Regions from separate parts of the Homo sapiens genome. Here region 1 is linked to region 2. A link is an interaction called in ENCODE POLR2A ChIA-PET data of the cell type or tissue named here. Cell type or tissue: A673. All regions are shown on one strand. Each heading gives the region's core, and the rest is flanking DNA. Links, peaks and the distances in the headings are about the cores only. Region 1 overlaps KLHDC4 (kelch domain containing 4). Region 2 overlaps BANP (BTG3 associated nuclear protein).

Region 1 (2,906 bases), core at 306-2,805, 270 kb after region 2:
AGGAGACCTGTTTTAAAGGTATATTGTAGAAGCTATTAGACTTTTTTTAATAGTGATCCTGCAAACATACAATGTAGTTGCGATTCTTGGCCCCCAGTTCCAGTCTCTAGAGGGAGTGGTGGGGCAGGAACAGGGTCATTATGTGCTTCACTCTCTTCTTTTTGCCAGAATCACCCTTTGTGGAGGCATCTGTCTCTGGTGGTGATTTCTGGTTCTCCTTGGCCTAAGTAACCATTAGCAAGGGAGACCTGTGTGGGGGATGAACAGAGATACCTCGCGGAGCATTGCTTTGAGACGTTTGCCTTGGCAGCCAGGGTGTGGTTCCGCAGGTCACCCTTGGTCCTGGAAGGTCGTGTGGAGTGTGCGTCTGATAAGGAGACACAGCCTGTTGTGAGTACGGATTTGGAGGTCAGGGAATGGAGGGTGTGCGCTTAATCTTTCTCTCACTCTCTTTCTCTCTCTGTCTCTTTCTCTCTTTCTCGCTCTCTCTCTCTTTCTCTCTTTGTGGTCTTGTCTTTTTCTCCTCTCTGTCTCTTTTCTCTCTCTCTCTTTCTCCTTCCTTTCTTTCTTTCTTCCTTCTTCAAGAGACAAAGTCTTACTCTGTTGCCCAGGCTGGAATACAGTGGTGTGATCACACCTTATTGCAGCCTCAAACTCCTGGGCTCAAGTGGTCTTCCTGCCTCAGCCCCCCTAGTAGCCAGGATTACAGGCGTGCACCACCGTGCCGGGCTAATTAAATTTTTTTTTCTTTTTTTAGAGATGGGGTCTTGTCATGTTGCCCAGGTTGGTCTTGAACTCTTGGCCTCAAGAGATTCTCCCACTTCAGCTTCCTGAGTAGCTGGGATTATAGGTGTGAGCCACTGTGCCAGGCTGAGCTGCTTAATTTCTGTATTTCTACTGCTCAGCAGGATTCGGTTACTGCTGCTTAATGTATTTGTGATTGGGAGATGCCTAATGTTGAGCCTTATTCAGTTGTTAAGACCCTGACGAGACGCACAGCGGTGACAAATGGTCTGCAGGAGATGTTCTTTGACAGCTGATGTCCGTGTCCCTTTCCGCATTCTCTCCCACCCTGTAGTCAGCTCGGGGTGCTGAGCCCTTGCCCTCATAAACACCAGGCGCCTTGACTGTCCCCATGGCCTCAGCCTGCCCTCTCCCACCCTGCCCCAATGTCGTCTTGAAGACCTTCAGTGCGAGTGAACGCTTCTCTTGCGGTGACAGTTGACTGCAGTCTGTTGTGTACCAGCTCCAAGCGCATCTTAGCTAAGGTTTTCTGAGCAAGACATTCAGCAGAAGCCAGAAGAGGTGGATGGATTTGCCCATATGAAACAGGAAGGTCTTTGTGTGGAAGATGATGCCACAGGGAAAGTTAAAAATGGTGACTGGTGGGGAGAAGGTACCTGCAGCATCAGGCGGAGCTCACGTTCCGGGAGGTGGTGCCCTCTGCAGCAGAGCAGAAGGCGGGGCAGAGGCACCACAGGGCGGGCCCTGGGGCGGGTGCTGCGAGAGCAGTGCTGGGTAGTATGGGCTGGGCAGAGGCACCAAGAGGTGGCCCCGGGGCGGGTGCTGCAAGAGCAGAAGGCGGAGCAGAGGGCACCCTATGGCCGGCCCCAGGGCGGGTGTTGTGAGAGCAGTGCTGGGCAATATGGGTGTAGGGTGAGGGTGGAGAGAACATGCCCCCACCGCTCAGTGGGTGGCACCTGCTCATTGGAATTTTAAATGTGCGTGTCCCCTGACCCCCAAGTTTAAGGATTATACCCTAAAGAAATGCTTCCTCTTATTTCGTACAAAAATATATACAAAAAACAGGATGCAGAACAACATATGCTTGGAAAAAAGCCTGCATGTGTACACGTGTGTGCACCGCGTGTGTGCAGATGATTGCATGTGTGCACGTGTGAGCATATGTGAGTGCATGTGCCTGTCTATGCCTGTGTATGCATGTGTGTGACTGCATGCGTGTGAGCGTGTGTGTGCTCGTGTGTGTGCACTTGCAAGTGTGTGCTGACGCAGTGATCTGGAGAACCTGGTGCGTGCACACTGTACGTGCACAGGAGAAGGGAGAAGGTCTGTATTGTTTCTGAGGTTTTTTCTGATTCATTGATCTTTTCTTGGTATCATTTTTTATGCTATTTTAATTACTGTAGCTTTATGGTATATTTTGATAGGTTGGAGGATTTTTCTCATTTACTTAAAGTCTTTGCTTTTTTCATGTATTTTGTTTTTATGAGCTTTACCATCAGTTTTTCAAATTCTATTTTTTTTTTTTTTCTGAGACAGTCTAGCTCTGTTGCCCAGGCTGGAGTGCAGTAGCACAATCTTGGTTCACTACAACCTCCACCTCGCTGGTTCAAGCCATTCTTGTGCCTCAGTGTCCCGAGTAGCTGGGATTACAGGTGTCTGCCATCATGCCTGGCTAATTTTTTTTTTTTTTTTTGGAGACGGAGTCTCATTCTCGTCGCCCAGGCTGGAGTGCAGTGGCGGGATCTCGGCTCACTGCCACCTCCACCTCAGAGGTTCAAGCAATTCTCCTGCCTCAGCTTCCTGAGTAGCAGGGATTACAGATGCCCGCCACCATGCCCGGCTAATTTTGTACTTTTAGTAGAGATGGGGTTTCTTCACGTTGGTCAGGCTGGTCTTGAACTCCTGACCTCAGGTGATCCCCCCACCTCGGTCTCACAAAGTGCTGGGATTACAGGCATGAGCCACTGTACCCAGCCTTAATTTTTGTATTTTTAGTAGAGACAGGGTTTCACCGTGTTGGCCAGGCTGGTCTTGAACTCCTGACCTCAAGTGATCTGCCCCCCTCGGCCTCCCAAATTGCTGGGATTACAGGCATGAGCCACCACGCCTGGCCCTCAAATTCTAATGTTAAAAGTCCAGAAGGATTTTGACTGGATTGCGTT
Region 2 (2,906 bases), core at 168-2,667:
CTCCTCGTCTGTGGCTGCTTTCAGAGCTAAGCAGTTGAACAGAGACCCCAGGGCCTGCAAAGCCTGAAATATCTGCCGTGTGGCCCTTCAGAAGAAGGCTGAGGGTGACCCCTGCCCCATGACCCTCTGATCCTCTTGACCTGCTTTACTCCACCGCTGAGAAGCTGTGAGGAGGCCCCACGTGTGGTCTCCCAGGAGTTATCTGATACTACCCTCAGGGTCCAGGATGGGCGCCCGCTGGTGTCTGACAGCTGGGGCACACGCCTGGGACAAGACATGGCACATGGGAAGATGCCATGACCTGCTCACACGCATGTGGGTGGGACCTGGACCCACCTCTCAGCAGCTTCCAGAAAAACCTGCAGTCAGCACGACACCCCAGTCTTACTCAGACCCCATTTTCACAGCAGCTACGGAACAGCGGAGCCCTTCCACTCCCCCACTGCTCCTGACAGAGGCTCACGGGCCACACTGTGCTTCCCAGAGGAGCAAGGCTCTTTCCTGCTGGAACAGCTGGCCCTGCACGCTGAGATCCCGCACGCCCCGCCCCCCGCACGCTGAGATCCCGGACGCCCCGCCCCCCGCACGCTGAGATCCCGGACGCCCCGCCCCCCGCACGCTGAGATCCCGCACGCCCGGACGCCCCCCGCACGCTGAGATCCCGCACGCCGAGATCCCGGACGCCCCGCCCCCCGCACGCTGAGATCCCGGACGCCCCCGGCATGCTGAGATCCTGGACGCTGAATGCTCTGCCTCGCTCGCCCTGTTTCGAGATCAGATTTACATTTCACGCTCCCCTGAGGTGACTCTCCAGAGCCCAGATTGCCGGAGGCCACTGCACCCTCCCACACCCTCCCGCCAGGGGCCTCGTGTCTCTTGCGTTTGCTGCTGCTTCACTTTACATCTTCGTTAGAAGCCAGGAGGACGGCTTCTGAAGCAGACGGGCTCTGTGGAGCAAATGGACCATGGACGCTGGCAAGGAGGACCTGAGCGCCCATCAAACGCCATTGAAGGGCAGTACCGCAATCGCCACCTGGAGCAAATCCCGCTCTTCAGAGGGGACGGAGACGTCACAGGCCGGGCTGGGCACGAAAATCAGGCTTTGGAGCTCTCCTGGCTCCCATCACAGCCAGGTCAGCGCTGAGGCCCTGGCACGGCTGCTGAGGCCCAGCCCTCTCAGAAGGAAGGAGGCAGGTGGCACTCCACCCGCTTAGGAGAGGCTCAGGGGGGCCTGGGTCAGCGTGGCCAGGACAGCAGGGAAGGCCCCGGCTCTCCTCCTCCTCTCTCTTCCTCAAGAGTGGCCTACAGACAGGAGGCGAGGAGTTTTTCACCTTCTAAGGGTACACAGTAGGTATATATATGATGGGGTATATGAGGTATTTTGGTGCGGGCATGCCGTGCGTAATAAGCACATCAGGGTCAACAGCTCATCCATCCCCTCGAGCACTGATCCTCGGGCTGAGATTTCAAACCGCCTGGAGAAACGCAGCCCCGTGCCGGTGCTACTGATGCCAGCGTCCTCAGCATTGAAATGTGGGTCCTGACCCAGCTCCCCGCACACCCCAGTCCCCCAAGGCGGGGCCCGACTTACACCGGATGCCGTAGATGGTGAGCGGGTCCAGCTGCTTCTTCCCGTGCTTGCCCTGCCCCGAGAGGTTGGACACAGCCTGCACCTCGCGGTGGAAGAGGTAGTCCAGCAGCGTGAGCGCCATCTTCTCGGCCGTGCGGCAGTTGGTGCTGATGTGCAGCATGTCGGAGGGGATGATGGCGCAGCGTACCCGCATCTCGGGGTTGTTCTCGTCGCCCAGCCAGGTGCCATTGGGGTAGTCCTCTGAAAAACAGAAGACAGGTCCTCAGATGGCCAAGGCTCAAATAAGCTCACATTCAGGACAGCAGAGCGCTCTGCTCAGGCACAGTCGGGAAAGATGCTCCACGCAGGGCTGGGCAAATCCCTCGTAACTTGTGAGGCAGTCACCAAGAGCGCTGGAGCCTCCGACTGCTGCCCAAGAAAGAACTGACGCGGAACAGACACGATCCCACCACCCCCGAGAAGCGGCCACGTGCCTGTGGGGCTGCAGGGCCTCGGGACCTGAGCGCCAACACGGTCACACACTCTGCTCACCCTGGACCCGGGACCCCAGCAATACCGATATCCTTGCACACAGTTGGTACCTGCCCCAGCCACCTGCAGAGCGGAACCCTCCCCGGGGTCCCTCACACCTCACTGCCAGCCATGCTCTCCCACTGGCCAGCCACTCCCACCAAGAAAGACGCAGAGGTGAGGGGCTCTAGCATCAGCAGCCGGCCTGGCGTCGCCCCCGTGCACACAATGCCAGTCCTTGCCTCTGCACAGTGTAAGTCACAGCATGCCCTTGACGCCAGCATTCTCAGGGCAGTTACAATGCAGCCGCCCAGAGCAGCGCATTCAGGTGTGGGAATGCGCCACGTTCTGCACTGTCAGTGAGGCCACAGCAAGGACCCGTGGACAGGCCCACACTCCACATGGAGGAGACACGGTGCCCAGACACCTGGAGTGGCCTGAGGTTGCCTGCAAAGCACACTCCTGTGACGATGGAGTGGGACTTCCCACCTGCCTGCCCAGGCAGTGACGCCCGCCAGCCCCTCCACACCTCTCCGCCTCCCTCCCTCCCAAGCGTGGGCTCTCAGCTTCCTAGCTGACCCTTCACAAGTCACTAGTCTTCTCTGAACCACGGATTCCTTCTCTGTGTAACGGCATCTCCGGGTTGTCCTCAGGTTGACCAAGTACGGTATGTGAAAGGCTGCCTTTTCAAAGCCTCCCCGTGTGATGGAAGAAAGCTCCACAGATGATCATAAACGGGAAAACTCACATTCCTGCTTGGAAGCTCAGCAGCTGCCCAATCTCTTCTGACCCTGAAGTTGAACCA

The links. Peaks named below come from ENCODE experiments on the same cell type or tissue, not always from the same donor. Only the 100,000 strongest peaks of a DNase experiment are listed, where the experiment ranks them.
Region 1: POLR2A ChIA-PET joins it to region 2 with 5 read pairs; 2 of 35 experiments call an interaction of 5 or more read pairs at or near these places.

What each region holds. Positions count from the first base shown.
Region 1 is chr16:87,743,948-87,746,853 of GRCh38, reverse strand. The region is part of intron 5 of KLHDC4 (kelch domain containing 4); the gene reads left to right. Among named protein-coding and RNA genes, the nearest start is that of KLHDC4, 21 kb to the left of the region's middle. In A673, for the core only: no CTCF peak of the experiment used is centred there; no DNase peak of the experiment used is centred there.
Region 2 is chr16:88,017,353-88,020,258 of GRCh38, reverse strand. BANP (BTG3 associated nuclear protein) reads right to left here. Exons shown (of 14, transcript NM_001386991.1): 7 at 1,592-1,831. Among named protein-coding and RNA genes, the nearest start is that of BANP, 67 kb to the right of the region's middle. In A673, for the core only: no CTCF peak of the experiment used is centred there; no DNase peak of the experiment used is centred there; H3K27ac peaks cover 276 bases.